5 separate regions of the Homo sapiens genome follow, and regions 1, 2, 3 and 5 are each linked to region 4. Evidence: chromatin loops called from intact Hi-C (ENCODE). Cell type or tissue: dorsolateral prefrontal cortex. All regions are shown on one strand.

Evidence for each region. Hi-C counts contacts between places; a loop is a spot of excess contacts. Peaks named below come from ENCODE experiments on the same cell type or tissue, not always from the same donor. Only the 100,000 strongest peaks of a DNase experiment are listed, where the experiment ranks them.
Region 1: it touches region 4 in a loop (5-fold over the local background); 51 of 110 quality-filtered maps call a loop at or near these places.
Region 2: it touches region 4 in a loop (2.4-fold over the local background); 79 of 110 quality-filtered maps call a loop at or near these places.
Region 3: it touches region 4 in a loop (16-fold over the local background); 58 of 110 quality-filtered maps call a loop at or near these places.
Region 5: it touches region 4 in a loop (5-fold over the local background); 58 of 110 quality-filtered maps call a loop at or near these places.

The regions. Positions count from the first base shown.
Region 1 is chr19:7,352,561-7,356,560 of GRCh38, reverse strand. All of the region lies in intron 1 of ARHGEF18 (Rho/Rac guanine nucleotide exchange factor 18), which reads right to left. Among named protein-coding and RNA genes, the nearest start is that of ARHGEF18, 5.6 kb to the right of the region's middle. RefSeq lists a silencer at 1,979-2,098. In dorsolateral prefrontal cortex, a CTCF peak has its summit at 2,008 (motif pointing left); a DNase peak (open chromatin) is centred at 2,010.
Region 2 is chr19:7,573,200-7,577,199 of GRCh38, reverse strand. No RefSeq gene overlaps it. Among named protein-coding and RNA genes, the nearest start is that of CAMSAP3, 21 kb to the left of the region's middle. In dorsolateral prefrontal cortex, no CTCF peak of the experiment used is centred here; no DNase peak of the experiment used is centred here.
Region 3 is chr19:7,650,664-7,654,663 of GRCh38, reverse strand. No RefSeq gene overlaps it. Among named protein-coding and RNA genes, the nearest start is that of STXBP2, 16 kb to the right of the region's middle. In dorsolateral prefrontal cortex, CTCF peaks have their summits at 2,255 and 2,463 (motif pointing left); a DNase peak (open chromatin) is centred at 2,463; H3K4me3 peaks cover 529 bases; H3K27ac peaks cover 313 bases.
Region 4 is chr19:7,797,682-7,801,681 of GRCh38, reverse strand. The region is part of intron 1 of LOC124904628 (a long non-coding RNA gene); the gene reads right to left. Among named protein-coding and RNA genes, the nearest start is that of EVI5L, 31 kb to the left of the region's middle. In dorsolateral prefrontal cortex, CTCF peaks have their summits at 1,744 and 1,960 (motif pointing right); DNase peaks (open chromatin) are centred at 1,618 and 1,941; H3K4me3 peaks cover 1,247 bases; H3K27ac peaks cover 456 bases.
Region 5 is chr19:7,678,770-7,682,769 of GRCh38, reverse strand. It overlaps MCEMP1 (mast cell expressed membrane protein 1), which reads right to left. Exons shown (of 7, transcript NM_174918.3): 6 at 3,787-3,846; 7 at 2,941-3,672. The coding sequence ends at 3,656. It overlaps TRAPPC5 (trafficking protein particle complex subunit 5), which reads right to left and starts at 1,937. Exons shown (of 2, transcript NM_001042462.2): 1 at 1,892-1,937; 2 at 1-528. The coding sequence starts at 516. RefSeq lists silencers at 413-707, 1,673-2,232. In dorsolateral prefrontal cortex, CTCF peaks have their summits at 575 (motif pointing left), 851 (motif pointing left), 1,800 and 2,009 (motif pointing right); DNase peaks (open chromatin) are centred at 119, 869, 1,959, 3,255 and 3 weaker places; H3K4me3 peaks cover 2,017 bases; H3K27ac peaks cover 2,295 bases.

The sequences.
Region 1 (4,000 bases), 450 kb after region 4:
GGCTCACACCTATAATCCCAGCACTTTGGGAGGCCGAGGCAGGTGGATCACCTGCGGTCAGGAGTTCGAGACCAGCCTGATCAACATGGTGAAACCCCGTCTCTACGAAAAATATATAAATTAGCCAGGTGTGGTGGGGGGCACCTGTAATTCCAGCTACCCGAAAGGCTGAGGCAGGAGAATGAATTGAACCCTGGAGGCAGAGTTTGCAGTAATGAGCTGAGATCGCGCCACTGCACTCCAGCCTCGGCGACCGAATGAGACTCGGTCTCAGAAAAAAAAAAAAAAAGAAAAAGTGTCTCTCTTTGCAACAACAGTTCACTCAGGCCTTTGATGACATAATAAAGGCTGTTATCAGTCCCCAGAGAGGTCACCTGAGGCCTGGGGACCCTGGGGGTTGAGAGAGAGAGCACCAGCCGATGTGTGTGTGTATGTGTGTTGGAGGGAGGTGTGTGCCCCAGAGCCTCTAATCCCCCCGTTTTTGTTTCTGCCCTGAGCCTCCTGTCCTGCAGCTGGGCCAGAAACCAACAGCATCTGGGACCCCCAGGAGATCGCTGGGCTGCCCCTGAGGAGTTCAGCGGCTGAGTTAAGAGGGCGGACTTTCTTTCTGCAAATTTACCGCCCGAGACAAATTCCTGGCCAAGTCTTGGGAGACATTTCCTCTGAAACAAGAGGGACCCCACAAGTCTGTGATAATTCCAGGGGGCCCTGGAGAATCAGGGGTCATGGAATCCAGGGCCGATGCCAGCAGAGTCTGTACTGCAGCCAAGAAAAAGCTCGAAGGGGGATGGCGGGCAGGCTGTCCTGGGATCCCCACCTGGGTGGATGGCTCCCGCTGGTCACTGCCAGCTGCTTACCTCTCTTGAAGGCCCACCGCTTCAGCCACAGCTTGGAGAAGGCCGGCCAGGAGTGGTTGAGCACCGAGTCAGCCATGGGGGCCATGCGTGCGTGTGAGAGCTTGAGTGTGAGCTGGCCTGGGAATCCCTGCCAGGATGGGGCTGCCAGTAAGAGGGGCGGAGACTGCCTCCAAGGTCTGCCAGATACATCAGCTGATAGAAGCCTGGGGCTTCAGCAGGGGGGCTGGGGTTTCCAGCTCAGGGGCCCAGGGACCCCTGGTTTGAGGAGAAGCCAAGCCCTTTAGCACCCTCTGTCCCTTAAACCCAGTCTTACAGGCCTCTTACCCTGGCTGGACAAGACAATCTTAGGGAAATACAAGTACAAACTGGGTCCCTCGGGGAGCCTGGGTGTGCATGGATGTCTGAGTGTTTGTGTGTGTGTGCGTGCCATCGTCTTGGTGGGTTTGATGATGCATTTCCATGTTGTGTAGAGAGCACGTGCTTTTGGGTTTGTGATTCTGTGTTTCAGGGTGAGTTCTGAATATCAGCTTGTCAATGTGGGGGTGTATTTGATTATCTAGATAGTTTTAAAAGTGTCTCTGTGATTGTCTGTGTGTGTGTGTGTGTGTGTGTGTGTGTGTGTGTGTGTGTGTGTGAAGCCCATTGGTATCCGTGAGGTCAGATTTAACTACATGACTCATCTGTGTCTTGGGGAGATCTGTTTCTAGTATCTATGAGGTGGTTTTGGTGTCCGCCTGGGTTTCTGTGTTTCTACATATTTGTGTCTTCATCTGTTTCTGTTTTTTGTTTGTTGTTTGTTAGTTTTGAGATGGGTCTTGCTCTGTCACCCAGGCTGGAGTGCAATGGCGTGACCACAGCTCACTGCAGCCTCCAACTCCCGGTCTCAAGGGATCCTCCGGCCTCAGCCTCCTGAGTAGCTAGGACTACAGGTGTGTGCCACCACACTGGCTAAGTTTTGTATTTTTTGTAGAGCTGGGGTCTCACTATGTTGCCCAGGCTGGTCTCAAAACTCCCAGGCACAAGCGATCCTCCTGCCGCGGCCTCGCAAAGTGCTGGGATTGCAGGCATTGAGCCACATCACCTTTCTCTCTGTACCCAAGTGTGGGGTATGGTGTGTGTGTGTCAACGAGTGCTCATCCGTGCAGGTGCTGCCCCCTCGTGGTGGAAGCTCCTTTATCAGCGTCTTCACTCCTTGTGTCTGAAAAATCCCTGCTTCAAATCCTGGCTTCAAATCCCAGCTCCTCCAGCACGTACTTGCTGTGTGACTCCCTCCTTCAGTCTCCCAATTGTTTACATTACTTCCCAGCCCCAAATCACCCCCAGCCCCAAATCAGCCTCCCAAAGTGCTGGGATAACAGGCATGAGCCTGTTATTTTTTAACTTTTATTTTTGAGACAGGATCTCACTCTGTTACCCAGGCTGGAGTAGTATGATCTATAGCTCACTGCAGCCTCGAACCCGTTGGCTCAAGCAATCCTCTTGCCTCAGACTCCTGAGTAGCTGGGAATGTACATGCATGCTATCACACTTGGCTATTTTTTTTACTTTTTTCTTTTTTGTAGGGATGGGGTCTTCTATGTTGCCCAGGCTGGTCTCAAACTCCGAGCTTCAAGTGACCCTCCTGGCTCAGCCTCCAAAGTTTTGGGATTACAGGCGTGAGCCATGGCACCCAGCCAAATCTCACTTTAAAAATACAACAGGGATATCTATTTCTTTTCTTTTTCTTTCTTTCTTTTTTTTTTTTTTAGACAGAGTCTTGCTCTGTCACCCAGACTGGAGTGCAGTGGCTGATCTCAGCTCACTGCAACCTCCAACCTCCACCTCCTAGATTCAAGCGATTCTCCTGCCTCAGCCTCCCTAGTAGCTGGGATCACAGGCGTGCACCACCATGCCCAGCTAATTTTTGTATTTGTAGTAGAGGCAGGGTTTTGCCATGTTGGCCAGACTGGTCTTGAACTCCTAACCTCAGGTGATCCTCCCACCTCGGCCTCCGAAAGTACTGGGATTACAGGTGTGAGCCACCACACCTGGCTAAATCTCACTTTAAAAAAATACAACAGGGATATCTATTTCTTTTTCTTTTTCTTTTCTTTTCTTTTTCTTTTTTTTTTTTGAGATGGAGTTTCACTTTTGTTGCTGAGGCTGGAATGCAATGGCGCAATCTCGGCTCACTGCAACCTCTGCCTCCCGGGTTCAAGTGATTCTCCTGCCTCAGCCTCTCAAGTAGCTGGGATTACAGGCGCCCGCTACCATGCCTGGCTAATTTTTTGTATTCTTAGTAGAGATAGGGCTTTGCCATATTGGCCAGGCTGGTCTCGAACTCCTGACCTCAGGTGATCCAACCACCTCAGCCTCCCAAAGTGCTGAGATTACAGGCGTGAGCCACTGCACCCAGCTGGAATATGTATTTCTAATGATGGCAGGCTAGCTTATTGCAGATTTATTCTCCCACCAAGAACAAATAGAAAAGCTGGACAAAATTGGAAGAGTGAAAAACCACCCTTGCTTGGAAGGCATTGGCAGTCAGAGTTGGAAGAATCACGGCCCTGGAAAGAAAGGAAACCTAGGGGCCAGGCGCGGTGGCTCACACCTGTAATCCCAGCACTTTGGGAAGCCGAGGTGGGCAACTCACTGGAGGTCAGGAGTTCGAGACCAGCCTGGCCAACATGGTGAAACCCCGTCTGTACTAAAAATACAAAATTAGCCAGGCATGGTGGTGGATGCCTGTAATCCCAGCTATTCAGGAGGCTGAGGCAGGAGAATCGCTTGAACCTGGGAGGCAGAGGTTGTGATGAGCCAAGATCATGCCACTGCACTCCAGCTTGGATGACAGAGCAAGAGTCTATGTCAAAAAAAAAAAAAAAAAAAAAAGGCCAGGCACGGCGACTCACACCTGTAATTCCAGCACTTTGGGAGGCCGAGGTGGGCGGATCATGAGGTCAGGAGATCGAGACCATCCTGGCTAACACTGTGAAACCCCGTCTCTACTGAAAATACAAAAAAATAGCCGGGCGTGGTGGCAGGCACCTGTATTCCCAGCTACTCGGGAGGCTGAGGCAGGAGAATGGCGTGAACCTGGGAGGTGGAGCTTGCAGTGAGCCCAGATCATGCCACTGCACGACAGCCTGGGTGACAGAGTGAGA
Region 2 (4,000 bases), 220 kb after region 4:
CCAAAGTGCTGGGATTACAGGCGTGAGCCACCACGCCCAGCCAGTGTCCTCATTTTCTGTTTCTTGTCCACCTTCTATCTTTCCCCCAAACACTATCCCTGTTGTGGAATTATAGACTATTCCAAAAGAACAGAGCCTTAAACATCTGCTAGTCCAAACCTTTCCCCGGAGCTCACAAAATTCAGCCTATCCTTGATTCTTTCTGTGAACAGGGAGCTCATTATTGAGAAAAGCCATATTTTCCAGCTCTGTTGACCACACAGTTATTCCTTTAGCAGATTCATGCATACAGTAAATACTCAATTGATGTTTGTGGAATCTGTTTCCTGGCCCTTCTGGTACTTTCTGAGCCCCCATCACCCTGACTTACCTTTCAGTATGCTCTCCTCACTTCTCAACTTCTCTACTAAGTTATGTATCCTAAGGCTGGGTGCAGTGGCTTATGCCTGTAATCCCAGCACTTTGGGAGGCCAAAGCGGGAGGATCGCTTGAGCCCAGGAATTGGAGACCAACCTGGGCAACAAAGGGAGACCCACATCTCTACAAAAGATTTAAAAAATTAGCAGGGTGTGGTGGAGCACCTCTGTAGCTACTTAGGAGGCTGAGGCAGGAGGATGTTTTGAGCCCAAGAGTTTGAGGCTCCAGTGAGCCGTGATCACGCCACTGCACGCCAGCCTGGAAAACAGTGAGACCTTGTCTATATATATATCCTAGATGTAAACATCATTTTCAAGGTGTGAAGTGACTTGCAGTCGTCATAGAGTTTATTATTTTATTACTTATTTTATTTTATTTCATTTTGAGACAGAGTCTCGCTGTGTCACCCAGGCTGGAGTGCAGTGGTGCGATCTTGGCTCACCGCAACCTCTGCTTCCCAGGTTCAAGCAATTCTCCTGGCTGAGCCTCCCAAGTAGCTGGGATTACAGGTGCCCACTGCCATGCCCAGCTAATTTTTTTTTTTTTTTTTTGAGACGGAGTTTCGCTCTTGTTGCCCAGGCTGGAGTGCAATGGCGCAATCTTGGCTCACTGCAACCTCCGCCTCCCGGGTTCAGGCTATTCTCGTGCCTCAGCCTCCCGAGTACCTGAGATTACAGGCATGCGACACCACGCCTGACTACTTTTGTATTTTTAGTAGGGACGGGCTTTCTCCATGTTGGTCAGGCTGGTCTCGAACTCCTAACCTCAATTGATCTACCCACCTCGGCCTCCCAACGTGCTCGGATTACAAGTGTGAGTTACTGCGCCTGGCCTGGCCATATATATATATTTCTATAAACTTATTTATAATAAATATATTAACATATATTTATTAATGTATTTGTTAAATATATATTAATAAATATATAAATAAATATATATTAATAAATATATAAATAAATACATATTAATAAATATATAAATAAATATATATGAATAAATCACCAAGCAACTAATGTGAACAAATCTGTCCCTTAGGGGCAGAAACTTACCACAGGGAGGGACTTCGTGTGGTGGATTGTAGAAGTAATAATTCCCGGTTTGTTCACATCTGCTCGTATCCACGCCCTTGGGGAGTCCCCTCCCATGCTGACTCAGGGTTTGGCCATATGACTTATTTTGGCCAATGGGACAATAGAAAATGTGAGAGAAGCAGAGGCTTGAAAAGCATTTGCACACTGAGGTAAAAGAGGGGATATCACTACAGTCCCTATGGACATTAAAAGGATAATGAGGAAATTTTATGAACAACTCTGTGGCAATAAATTTGACAATTTACCTGACATAGACAAGTTCCTCAAAATGCAAAACCACTACGCCTTTATTTTATTTTGAGATGGAGTCTTGCTCTTGTCACCCAGGCTGGAGTGCAATGGCACAACCTTGGCTCACTGCAAACCTCCACCTCCCTGGTTCAAGCGATTCTCCTGCCTCAGCCTCCTGAGTAGCTGGGATTGCAGGCACCTGCCACCATGCCCGGAAAGAAAAGTACAGACCAATATTCTTCAGGAACATCGATACAAACAATCCATCACAAAATATTAGCAAATTGAGTCCAGGAGTATATAAAGAGGAAAACATGTCCTGATCAAGTGGAATTTGTCCGAGGGATACAAGGTGGGTTCGGCATTTGAAAATCAATCAATGGGACTGGGCAAGGTGGCTCAGAGAGAGACTCTGTTTAAAAAAAAAAAAAAAAAGTGGCCGGGTGTGATGGCTCATGCCTGTAATCCCAGCACTTTAGGAGGCTGAGGCAGGTGGATCACCTGAGGTCAGGAGTTCGAGACCAGCCTGGCCAACATGGTGAAACCCCGTCTCAACTAAAAATAAAAAAATTAGCTGCGTGTGGTGGCAGGCACCTGCAATCCCAGCTACTCGGGGGACCAAGGCAGGAGAATCGCTTGAACCCGGGAGGCGGAGGTTGCAGTGAGCTGAGATCGCGCCAGTGCACTCCAGCCTGGGGGATAAGAGGGAGACCTTGTCTCAAAAAAATAAATAAAATAAAATAAAATCAATCAATGGAATTGCCAAATTAAGAGATTAAACAAAGAAATACATGAAACATGGCTAATATCATACTTAATAGTAAGACTCAATGTTTTATCCTAAGATTGGAAACAAGGTAAGGATGTCCAGTTTTGTTTTGTTTTGTTTTTTTTTTGAGACAGTCTCTCTGTCGCCATGCTGGAGTGCAGTGGCGCGATCTCAGCTCACTGCAACCTCTGCCTCCCAGGTTCAAGCAATTCCCCTGCCTGAGCCTCCTGAGTAGCTGGGATTACAGGCGCGTGCCACCTTGCCTGGCTTCTTTTTTTTTTTTTTGTATTTTAGTTGAGACGGGGTTTCACCATGTTGGCCAGGATGATCTCGATCTCCTGACCTCGTGATCTGCCCACCTCGGCCTCCCAAAGTGCTGGGATTACAGGCGAGAGCCACCGCGCCCAGCCTGGTTTTTGTTTTGTTTTTTGAGACAGGGTGTTGTTGCTTTGTCCCTCAGGCTGGAGTGCAGTGGCACGATCTCATCTCACTGCAACCTCTGCCTTCCAGGTTCAAACGATTCTCCCAACTCAGGCTGCCAAGTAGCTGGGATTACAGGCACATGCCACCACACCCAGCTAATTTTTGTATTTTTAGTAGAGACGGGGTTCCGCATTGTTGGCCAGGCCGGTCTCGAACTCCTGACCTCAGGTGATCCGCCCACCTTGGCCTCCCAAAGTGCTGAGATTACAGGCGTGAGCCACCATGCCTGGCCAAGGATGTCTGTTCTTACTACCTCTATTCAGTATTGTATTGGAAGTCCCAGACAGTGCAATAAGGTAGGAAATGAAATAAAAAGCACACAGACTTGGAAAGAAGAGAAAGATGATAGCGAACATATATGAAAAGAAAGAAAAATAAAACATCATCTACACAAAAAATCAGAATGAATGTACAAAAAACCTACTAGATCCAGTAAGTGATTTAGTGAAGTTGTAGAATACAAGGTCTATATATAAAACTAAACTGTATTTCTACACGATAACAATGAATAATTGGGAATTGAAAAATTTAAAAATCAATATCTTTTTTTTTTTTTGAGATGGAGTTTGGCTCTTGTTGACCAGGCTGGAGTTCAGTGGCGCCATCTCAGCTTATCACAACCTCCACCTCCTGGGTTCAAGCGATTCTCCTGCCTCAGCCTCCTGAGTAAATGGGATTACAGGCATGCGCCATCACGCCCATCTAATTTTTGTATTTTTAGTACAGACAGGGTTTCTCCATGTTGGCCAGGCTGGTCCCGAACTCCCAACCTCAGGTGATCCACCCACCTCAGCCTCCCAAAGGGCTAGGATTATAGGTGTGAGTCACCATGCCTGGCTTTTTTTTTTTTTTTTTTTTTTTTTTTTTAGGACTAAGTCTCACTCTGTTGCCCCAGGCTGGAGTGCAGTGGCATGATCTCAGCTCACTGCAACCGCTGCCTCCAGAGTTCAAGTGATTCTCCTGCCTCAGCATTCCTGAGTAGCTGGAATTACAGGCACCTGCCACC
Region 3 (4,000 bases), 150 kb after region 4:
GACCCTCAGGGCTGTGCCCATTCCAGGCTCTTCTGCTGAGCTCATGTAACCGCTTGCCTCAAGGCATTCCACAAATAATACATAAGTCAATGTATCACGTTGTCACTTTCTGTACAAACCAGCTAGTTCCGGAGGGAAGCAGAAAGCCTTTTTCAGAAGAACCACAGCTAATTCCAGTAGCAGGAATGATAAAGTTGGACATAATCCTCAAGAGAGTAATGAATCAAAAATGGATGGCGGGCCAGGCACGGTGGCTGATGCCTGTAATCCCAGCACTTTAGGAGGATGAGGCAGGTGAATCATTTGAGGTCAGGAGTTCAAGACCAGCTTGGCCACCATGGTGAGACCCCGTCTCTACTAAAAATACAAAAATTAGCCTGGCATGGTGGCTCATGCTTGTAGTCCCAGCTTCTTGGGAGGCTGAGGCAGGAGAATTGATTGAACCCTGGAGGTGGAGATTGCAGTGAGCCAAGATTGCATCACTGCACTCCAGCCTGGGCAACAAGAGCGAAACTCTATCTCAAAAACAAACAAACAAACAATAACAACAACAAAATTGATGGCTGCTAATGACTTTTTTTCTTTTCTTTCCTTTTTTATTTTTATTTTTTATGAGACAGGGTCTCACTCTATCGCCCAAACTGGAGTGCAGTGCCGAGATCATAACTCAGTGCAGCCTCAACCTCTTGGACTCAAGTGATCTTCCCACCTCAGCCTCCCATGTAGCTGGGACTACAAGCAATTGCTGCCACATCTGGCTAATTATTTTATTTTGTTGTATTTTATTTATTTATTTTTTGAGACAGAGTCTTACTCTGTCACCCAGGCTGGAGTGCAATGGCATGATCTCAGCTCACTGCAACCTCCGCCTCCTGGATTCAAGTTATTCTCCTACCTCAGCTTCCTGAGTAGCTGGGATAACAGGTGTGCACCACCACGCCTGGTTAATTTTTGGTTTTTTGGTAGAGACGGGGTTTCATCATGTTGGCCAGGCTGGTCTTGAACTCCTGACCTCAAGTGATCCGCCCATCTCAGCCTCCCAAAGTGCTGGGATTACAGGTATGAGCCACCGTGCCCGGTCTTTATTTTATTTTTAGTAGAGACAGGGTTTTGCTATGTTGCCCAGGCTGGTCTCAAACTCCTGGGCCTAAGTGATCCTCCTGCCTTGGCCTCCCAAAGTGCTGGGAACTACAGGCGTGAGCCACTGGGCCCAGCTCCTGTTAACATCTTTATGTGGAGAGTTACTGGGGACCAGGGACATTCCCCAAACCCACCCATCAATCGTAGTGACATGACGTTATGGACCCCCTGATGTGATGTACCAGGAAGTACCCGGCCCTACCAGCATGATATTATTCTGGCTGCAACTGACCCTTATTCCAATAGAGCATGTGGTTCTAAGCCATTTATAGGGTAAACATTGGGGCAGGGATGGGGAGAGAGGAAGCAACCTGCCAAATCCAGAATGAGGATCATTCCTCGGTACCAGAAGAGAACCAGAAAGAAAGCACCCTAAGTGGGGATACCACAAGGAAGTAAAGCAGGGGCCTCTCCCAGCTGGGGAAGGGAAGGAGGAAGGAGTACAATAGCTTGCAAGGCACAGCATTGCGGATGATGGGAATAGCAGGTGCAAAGGTTCTGGGGCAGGGACAGTGTGGTGTGTTTGAAGAACAGCAGCCAGGTTCACCATGAGATGGGAAATGGACTTGGGGGAAGGGATCTCAAAGGATAATTTTTTTTTTTTTTTTGAGACAGGGTTTCGCTCTTGTTGCCCAGGCTGGAGTGCAGTGGCATGATGGCTCACTGCAACCTCTGCCTTCCGGTTTCAAGCGATTCTCCTGCCTCAGCCTCCCGAGTAGCTGGGATTACAGGCGCCCACCACCACGCCCGGCTAATTTTTGTATTTTTAGTAGAGACAGGGTTTCACCATGTTGGCTAGACTGGTCTTGAACTCCTGACCTCGTGATCCGCCCGCCTCGGCCTCCCAAAGTGCTGGGATTACAGACGTGAGCCACCGCGCCCGGCCCCCCAACTTTTTTTTTGTTTTTAACACAACTTCTCGCTTTCTCACCCAGGCTGGAGGGCAGAGGCACAATCATAGCTCACTGCAGCCTCGAACTCCTAGGCTCCAGCGATCCTCACAGGAGGGTTTTGAGGATCTGCATAAAGCGTGCAGAGGGAGCTTGACTTCGTGCTCGTTAGGACCCGATATTGTCAGCTGCCGCCGCCCACAGGGACACATAAATATTTGTAGACTCAATATTTGCCTTTAGTGTGAAGACATTGCATCACCTGGGTATAAGTAAGGAGCAGAGGCAGAGGCGGTTTAAGCAACAGACTTTTGTCTCCGCTGAGAACCACGGAATAACCCCTGACCTACTTCCCCGTCGTGTCTAATTCGGGTCACCTCATCTCCAGTTACAGACGCGGAAGATCAAAGAAACCGGGAAATTGCGCCGCAGCGCCCCCTGGCGTTCGCAGCGCGTGCCTACACAAGCCACTCCCGGCGCAAAACTGCGGCTTCCCAGGAAATTGAGTTTAAATGTTTTTTTTTCTTTTTTCTTAATCTAGAAAAGATCATTTATTGTATCAAGTAACTACCCAGTTAGGCGTGAATACATTTTAAAATTTTTATTAAAACGAGTATTGGCCGGGCGCGGTGGCTCACTCCTGTAATCCCAGCACTTTGGGAGGCCAAGGCAGGTGGATCACGGCGTCAGGAGTTCGAGACCATCCCGGCCAACATGGTGAAACCCCGTCTCTACTAAAAATACAAAAATTAGCTGGGCGTGGTGGCACGCACCTGTAGTCCCAGCTACTCGGGAGGCTGAGACAGAAGAATCGGTTGAACCGGGGAGGCGGAGGTTGCAGTGAGCTGAGATCATGCCACTGCACTCCAGCCTGGGCGACGGAGCGAGACTCCATCTCCAAAAAATAAATAAATAAATAAATATAATATAATATAAAATAAAATAAAAAGAGTATTGTAGAGATTGGCTGGGCACAGTGGCTCACACCTCTAATTCCTGCATTTTGGGAGGCTGAGGTGGGAGGTCTTCAGCCCAGGAGTTAGAGACCAGCCTGGCCAACATGGCAAAACCCCATCTCTACTAAAAGTACAAAAATTCGCTGGGCATGGTGTCGCACGTCTGTGATCCCAGCTTTTTGGGAGGCTGAGGCAGGAGAATCGCTTGAACCCAGGAGGCAGAGGTTACAGTGAATCGAGATCGCACCACTGCACTCCAGCCTGGGCAACAGAGTGAGACCTTGTCTCAAAAATACATATATTTAGGAATTTGCTATGTTGCCCAGGCTGGCCTCAAACTCCTGGCCTCAAGCAATCCTCCCACCTCGCCCTCCCAAAGTGCTGGGATTGCAGGCGTGAGCCACTGTGCCCGACCTTGAGCTTAAGTTTTAAACATTAAAACCACCTCCCTCCCACTCCCTGCACCTCCCGTAAGTTAAAACGCGTCCCTGCTGAGGCCCTGCAAAGGCATATCCAGGGCAGGCGGACCCCAGGGGTCCACAGCCGACCCACTTTCTTCCCCACACCTCATCCCCTTCACAACTCTCCTCATCCATCTCCCTGCCCTGGTGGGAGATTCCGATAAATCCTAATTGTGGAACTGCTGAATCAGAGGGGGCTGCATTTTCCTTAGCCCCCACCTGCAAATTGTGTGTGCAGTTTTTCTGGGATGAGTGTCCTTAGATTTCCCTGAATTCTCAAAAGGATCTGTGACCTCAAAATCAGGAGAGAGGCCGGGCACGGTGGCTCACGCCTGTCATCCCAGTACTTTGGGAGGCCGAGGTGGGCAGATCGCTTGAGCCCAGGAGACCAGCCTGGGCAACATAGCCAGACCCAGTCTCTACAAAAAATTAAAAGATTAACTGGGCTTGGTGATGTGCACTCATGGTCCCAGCTACTCAGGAGGCTGAGGTGGGAGGATCGCTTGAGCACAGGCGGTAAGAGAGGCTCTACCTCTGAAGAGGATGCTTCCCC
Region 4 (4,000 bases):
GTAAATAAATAAATAAATAAATAAATAAAACAAAACAAAAAAGAAGAGCTCACCAGAGCCAGCAGCCTGAAACAAAAGTGCTGGTGGAAAGGTTTATGGGGTGCCAGTTTAGTCAGTCACCCCTGTGTAGGACACCTATGGAAAACTGTAGGGGGCCCTTAGGAGAATCATCTCCGCAAGCCATTAAGTTCCCAGGCCAGAGGGCATGACCTGCTCTGCGGCTTTACACAGAATGCTCTGGGCTGACACACTCCCTTGAAGTGTTGGAACGTGACCAGACATCCTAGCTCCTTGTAAAACCGGCCCCCACCAGCTGCAGCCCGATAAGTTAAAGACTGTCTTAGCAGTTAGACATATGCTTTTAGCTTAAAGGAAATTCATATAACCGCCACTGCTCTACATCTTTCCAATGACGTACGCTCCCGCTCCTTCACCGTTTCATCCCAGCTGCTTCTTAGATCAAAAGATTGTGCTCAATAAATCGTCAGGCAACCAGAACTCTGGGCGTTTTGCAGCCTTCACTCTAGCAACTGGCCCCCTGGGCCTGCTTTAAAATCTTAACTTGTCTTTTCTCATTCCTTTGTCGCCACCGGACTTCAGGTACCCACGGGTAGTGTTGAGGCTGGACCCCACCATCTGGCGCCCAACGTGGTATCTCCAAAACAACCGGGTGAAGGAATGCAGGAGCGTCGAAAATGAAGGACCGACAGATGGAGAACTCCCAAGGACGAAAAGTTTTTTTTTAATTTTTACTTATTTATTTATTTATTTATTTTTGAGACGGAGTCTCGCTCTGTCACCCAGGCTGGAGTGCAGTGGCTCGATGTCGGCTCACTGCAAGCTCCGCCTCCCGGGTTCACGCCCTTCTCCTGCCTCAGCTCCCAAGTAGCTGGGACTACAGGCGCCCGCCTCCACGCCCGGCTAACTTTTTGTATTTTTAGTAGAGACGGGGTTTCACCATGTTAGCTATGATGGTCTTGATCTCCTGACCTCGTGATCCGCCCGCCTCGGCCTCCCAAAGTGCTGGGATTACAGGCGTGAGCCACCGCGCCGGCCAACGAAAAGACTTTTAAGCTCTGCAGGTAAGCGGGGCGCTCGGAGAATTCCAGGGTAACAACAGGAAATTGTGGGTCAGGCTGAGAGTAGACATAATAATTATTTGAGTTTGGTGCGGCAGTTATTGTGCCACTGTGGTTAAACGTGAGCACCCAAAATCTTCTGTCCCTGTTTCAGCTAATAGAACAATATTCTCCTTGGTTCCCGGAACACAGCTCCATGGATTTGAAAGACTGGGAAAAAATAAGGGCTGACTTCAAACAGGCACAAAAAGAGGGTCAAGAAATTCCTTTCTCCGCTTGGTCTGTGTGGGCGGCAGTGAAAACAGCACGTGAGCCTTTGCAGACTGAGGAGGAACCAGCATTTGGAAATGAAGGAGACGAGTTTGACGGTCAGGAGAGTGCACCATCTAGCTCCAGTTTAAAAAAGGCGGAGAATCAGGAGGTTATATATGCTAACCAAACACATATGAAAGAGACCGTCCAACCTACCGCACCCTCAGGGGAAGCTCCGGAATGGCCACCCGCGCCTAAGCCTTGTGAATTGCGGGCATGGAAGCCTGAGACGCGGTTCGCCGCGCCCATTGTTGCAAAACCTGCCGTTAATTACGGTAAAGGGATGATTCAGGCTCAGCCACCAGTTAATTAAAATTCAGGCTCGCCCTGCCGTTCATTACGGGGAAGGAGCAATTTCCCTTAAAAATGGATGACCCAGCGCCCTGTCTGGGTCGAACAGTGGCCGATCCCTAAGGAAAAATTGGGGGCGCTTTATGAAATAGTTAAAGAATTACTAGAAAAAGGACATGTTTCACACCCACTTTTTCTCCTTGGAATTCCCCAGTATTTGTAATTAAGAAAAAGTCCGGCAGATGGCGCATGCCGACCGATTTACTAGCGGTCAACGCTGTAATTCAACCGATGGGAGCTTTACAACCAGGGCTCCCATCCCCCATTATAATCCCTAAAGACTGGCCGCTTGTTATTATAGATTTAAAAGATTGCTTTTTTTTTTTTTTTTTTTTTTTTTTTTTTTTTACAATTCCTTTAGCAGAGGCAGATTTCGAAAAATTTGGCTTTACCATCCCTGCAGTTAATAATAAAGAACCTGCAGCCAGATATCATTGGAAGGTTTTACCTCGGGGTATGTTAAACAGTCTCACAATTTGTCAGACTTTTGTAGGCAGAACTATCCAGCCTGTTAGAGATCAATTTCCAGATGTGTGCAGCAAAAAATAGAGGCCAACTTATTCAATGTTATTCATCTTTGCAAAAGGCAATTACAAACGCTGGATTGCTTAAAGCATCTGACAAAATTCAAACAACCACTCCTTTTCAGTATTTGGGAATGCAAGTACAGGATAGAGCATTAAGCCTCAAAAGGTTCAAATTAGAAAAGCTTCTTTAAAAACCTTAAATGGGCGGGGGGGCAGTGGCTCACGCCTGTAATCCCAGCACTTTGGGAGGCTGAGGCGGGCGGATCACAAGGTCAGGAGATCGAGACCATCCTGGCTAACACAGTGAAACCCCGCCTCTACTAAAAATACAAAAAATTAGCCGGGCGTGGTGGCTGCGCGCCTGTAGTCCCAGCTACTCGGGAGGCTGAGGCGGGAGAATGGCGTGAACCCGGGAGGCGGAGCTTGCAGTGAGCCGAGATCAAGCCACTGCCCTCCAGCCTGGGGGACAGAGCAAGATTCCGTCTCAAAAACAAAAACAAAAACCAAATAAACCTTAAATGATTTTCAAAAATTGTTAGGCGATATTAATTGGATTCGGCCCACCTTAGGAATTCCTACTTATGCTATGTCTAATCTCTTCTCAATACTGAGGGGAGACTCCAGTTTACACAGTAAAAGAGAACTAACACCCGAGGCCATGAAAGAGTTAAGAGTAATTGAAGAAAAAATTCCGCAAGCCCAGGTCAGTAGGATTGACCCAGACTTGCCTTTACAATTCATTGTTTTCCCTACTTCACACTCCCCAACGGGGATTATTGTTCAAAATAATGATTTAGTTGAATAGTCCTTTTTGCCACGTAATACCATAAAAACACTTACAGTATATTTAGATCAGATGGCAATTTTAATTGGACAGGCTCGTATGCGAGTTGTTAAACTTTGTGGCACTGAACCTAATAAGATTATAGTTCCTATAAATAAAAATCAGGTTAAACAGGCATTTATTAATTCAGTTACATGGCAAGTTTATTTAGCAGAATTTGTTGGATGTATTGATAATCATTATCCTAAAAATAAAACTTTCCAGTTCTTAAAATTAACTACATGGGTTCCTCCGAAAATTACTCGTGATGCCCCTTTGGAAGGAGCTGTGACTGGTTTTTTTGTTTTGTTTTTGTTTTTTGAAACGGAGTCTCGCTGTGTCGCCCAGACTGGAGTGCAGTGGCGCTATCTCGGCTCACTGCAAGCTCCGCCTTCCCGGTTCACGCCATTCTCCTGCCTCAGCCTCCCCAGTAGCTGGGACTACAGGCGCCTGCCACCACGCCCTGCTAATTTTTTTGTATTTTTAGTAGAGACGGGGTTTCACCGTGTTCTCAATCTCCTGACCTCGTTATCCGCCCGCCTCGGCCTCCCAAAGTGCTGGGATTACCTGCATGAGCCACCGCGCCCGGCGGGAGCTGTGACTGGTTTTACTAATGGGTCTGGTAAAGATGGAAAAGCGGCAGTCTGGTGGAGACCACGTAATCCAATCACTGGATCTAAATTTACTAGCATTCGGAGAGCTGAGGCTGTTCTGTTTATTTATTAAATTACTTTTACAGCCTTAAGTTCGCTCTGGAGCCCACTCTGTGTGCCTCTTTTTCTTCAACTTCAGCAATTGCCGGACCAAGGTACACATCCTATTTTTATTACACACGTTTGAGCCCACAGATCTCTGCCTGGCCCATTGGCTTGTGGCAAGATCAAGCAGACCTTCAGGTTATGACATCA
Region 5 (4,000 bases), 120 kb after region 4:
GATCATGAGCGTGGTGCCCTTGTGCCAGTGCGCCGTGACCTTGGCAGGGAAGCCGCTGTGTGTGAGCACCGCCTCCACGATGCCCGCCGTGAAGCTGGCGCAGTTGAGCGTGCTGTTCTCCTTGGGCACGGAGATGTAGGTGTTGATGAGCGGCTCGCGCTCGATGATGTAGAAGGTGCGCGCGTCATCGTTGGCCTGCTCCAGCTTGTCCGCCTCCTTGCCGAAGAGCGCCTTCCACACGGCGCCCTTGACGAAGAGCAACGCGCCTAGCACCTTGGTCTCACGCCGGGCACCCTTTTCGCGCGCCACCAGCGCATCCAGCACGCGCGCGCCCACCTGGCGGCCCAGCGCGGCCAGGCGCGACTGCAGCTCGGCCACGGAGAAGACGCGGCTCTGGCAGTGCTGTACCAGCTCGGAGAACAGCAGTGCGAAGGCGCTCAGGCTCACCTCGGTGCGCGGCCGCGCCAGCGCGCGCTCCAGCAGCGCCGACTTCCCGCGCGTGAAGCGCGCCTCCATGCCGCCGCCACCCTGCGGGGAGACCAGGAAGTGCAGGTGTCAGGGGCAATGGGAAGGGGAGCAGGCCGGGAGGAAAGGAGGGAGAACCGCGAGGGGCCCTGGGACACCCTCGACCCATGCCACTGTTGTGTGCTCCAGTGCCGACTTCCCACTTGCAAAGAGATGCGCGTAAAACACGCCTCGATTACACGTAACCAGATAAATCAAGGGAGGGGGGAGTCTTATACCCTCGGCAGGCAGCGGGCTAGCGGGAGTGGGGACAAGGTGGGAGGAGAGACACGAGGGGGAACAGAAGAGGAGGCCGAAACCACCCAACCCTCGGGCATGCAGACGGTTCAATTGCGAAAGCGCCTTCCTGCCCGCTCCGCCACCTACAGGAGTAACTAGAAAACTAGTGTATGGGGGGAGGGGCGTCAGATCTAGGGCAGGGAGGTGACAAAGATGAGGCACCACGAGGGGATATGGGCAGTCGCTCCTGCCCCGCCCTGCGCTCCAGCACAGACGACCCTCGGGAACTTTCCTGCCGGCCCCCTGCGGAAAGCCAGAGTAAAGGGGGTGGAGGGTGGGAGTGGGGTAGGAGCGTGTCAAGACCAAAAGCCAGGAGGGTTGGGGGCTTTAACAGGGGGGATCCGTGGGGCCAGGCAGGAGGGGCGGGTAACCCCCAACCCCAAGCCCTCAGGCAGGCAGCTCCGATGTGTCACGCAGGAACCCTTCGTCCTTTGAGACGCGGATGGGCCTGGGTTCTGAAGGCTGGGAGGAGGGGCCCAGAGGTGTTGGGAGCCTCCCACCCCCGTGCTCTCCAGAAAGGAAGCTGGATGCTGAGCAACTGTGGTCCTCCCATCAGCTGTCGGTGCGGGGAGAGGGAGATGGGGTAGGGGGCTCCTGAAGAGAAATGGGGTGGGGAGCGGGCGCCGAGACGGGATCGGAGGGGCAGCTGAGAACCCGCCCCCACCATGCATGGGGAGGTGTGTGGATGCTAAGCCGACCCCAACGAGGTCTGCGTGGGAGGTGGGAGAACCAGCGGGGAGGGGTGTCCCAGGGGCTCCGGGCCGCCCCCGCCCCAGCATGCAGATCCGTCCGTGGCGAGGGCCCTGGGCGCGCGAGATGGGAGAGGGATCGTTAAGACCCCACCACCGGGCTGCGATGGGGGCTGAAGTGAGCTGAACTGCCGTAGGGTCAGGGCCCCGCGACCCTCGCCCCGTACCTCTACACTGGGGAGAAACCCACCCTCCTCGCAGCCTCCTGAGGGGGGCCGAAGCGAGCGGGCTCGGGATCGCGGACGCCGAGACCCCAGCCCGGGACCCACACGCCCGCGGGGAAGGGGCCGGGGAGCGGACGAGGCCCGGCGCGGGCAGGGGGGTGGGTAGGGTCTCACCAGGAACCGCAGCAGTCTGCTCGGCCGAGCTGCTTTACGGCGCCGTAAAAGGCGCTGCGTGCGCAGGCGCTCGACGGGCCAGGCGTGTGGGCGGGGCGCGCGCAGCGGTGCCTGAGAGCGGCCGCAGGGGGGCGCGCGAGTCCGCGGAGCCGGACCCAGGGACGTGGCCCACGGCCGTGATGGCTGCTCCGCGCGTGGCCAGGGTCTCGCTGGCTCTGGGTGGCCCACGCTGGAGGGGACGCTTGCAGGCCTAGTCACCTGCTCAGGGCGCACGTATGACAATGGGCCAATGTATACCCTTGCACATGGACACACCTGTTGGCTTTTCCAGGCACTCCTATGTCCTTGGGGATGGGTTCAATTGTCTCAAGTGCATCCATGTGGCCCGCGGTGGCTCCCGCCTGTAACCCCAGCATTTTCGGAGGCGGAGGTGGGAGAATCACTTGAGGCCAGGAGTTTGAGACCAGCCTGGACAACATAGCTAGACTCCCACTTCTTTAAAAAAAATTAGCCAGGTGTGGTGGTGTGAACCTGTAATCCCATCTACTCGGGAGGCGGAGGCAAGAGGATCGCCTGAGCCCAGGAGGTCGAGGCTGCAATGAGTCATGATCGTACCACTGCCCTCCAGCCTGGGTGATAGAGCGAGACCCTGTCTCAAAAAAACAAAAACAAACAACAACAACAACAAATCAAGTGCATGCATGAGCGGTGGACATAGTACCTTAGGGTCATGTACACTCATGGATACATGCTCAATGGCATAGATACACTCACGGGCACAATTACACACGTGGGTACACGCTTAGGGCTTGTATATATCCGTGGTCCCAGGTACACTCAGGGAGATGTTGTATGCTCAGGGGCACCCACTCTGGGACACAGGGAAGACACAGGGAATGAGTTACTCATTCACAGATGCACAGGTACTCACGCAGGGCACTCAGTCTCGCCCACCCTGGTGCCCCGGGGTCATTGTCACGTGCAGACTCTCCCTCTCCCCAGGTCCCAAAACCCCTCCCCTTGCCCCAGTAACAGGTCCCATAGCGACGCTGTTTTCCCTTGACTTTATTTATCTTCATAAGTCACAAAATGTGAGTGCAGAGATAAATGTCTGTGTGCATGTGCCCTGAGCACACAGGGTGGCATAACTCGGCACACTCATAATGACACAGCCGTTCACCCAGCCACAGATAGTGACAGGGCACACATGGCGACACCCACATGTACGGAGATAAATCTCCCCCACCATGACATGGGTAGACAGAAAACACGCCGCAGTATACTCTAGTATGTTTACACAAACAGGGAGACAGGCCCGTGCAATGCATGTCACCAACACCCACACTCAGAGTGACATCTGCTGGAGGTGCTCAGACACAGCCACCCACCGTGACATGCCGAGACTCACATATGTCACATGACACAGGCATGCATGCCACATTCACTGTGACTCTCAGTCCTATTCATTCATCACCTTTCTGGGAGATACACTGAAATGTCCACCCTTTGCAAAATGCACACACACGCGCACGCACACACGCACATACACGAACACACGCGCACACACGCACACACACGCACGCAGGTGTACACACACACGAGCAACTCCGAGACACTCATTCACCATGACTCGAGGTTTTTCTATACGTGGGACGAGGGGCAGGTTCACACTAGGCTGGGGGGGGGGGGTCATTTCCCGTCTTCGTTGGCAGGTGCAGCCCCATCTTCCAAGTTGTGGCTTTGGCTGCCACAATGTCCTCTCATTTATTGAGGTGAGGACTCTGGGGATGGGGAGAGACCCACAGTGAGGCAGATCCCGCCCCTGGGAGAGGAGCTGGGGCTAAATCTGAAGCCCCACCCACCCTCCTCCACCTCCTGTCGGGGCGCCAACTTACGTGGCATTTTCTGCAGCACCTCCAAGATTTTCTGTACCTTTGTGTCAATGTTTTTTATGCCTAGGGGGCGGGGAGGGTTGGGTGGGAACAGATAAGTCAAGCTGCGGTGGAGCCTCAAACAAAGCCCCCACCTTCCTTGGAAGCACCCCCCCTGCCCCACACCCACCCTGGGGTACAGCAGAGCCCATGGATTTGGGGTTCCCAGGAGCCTTTC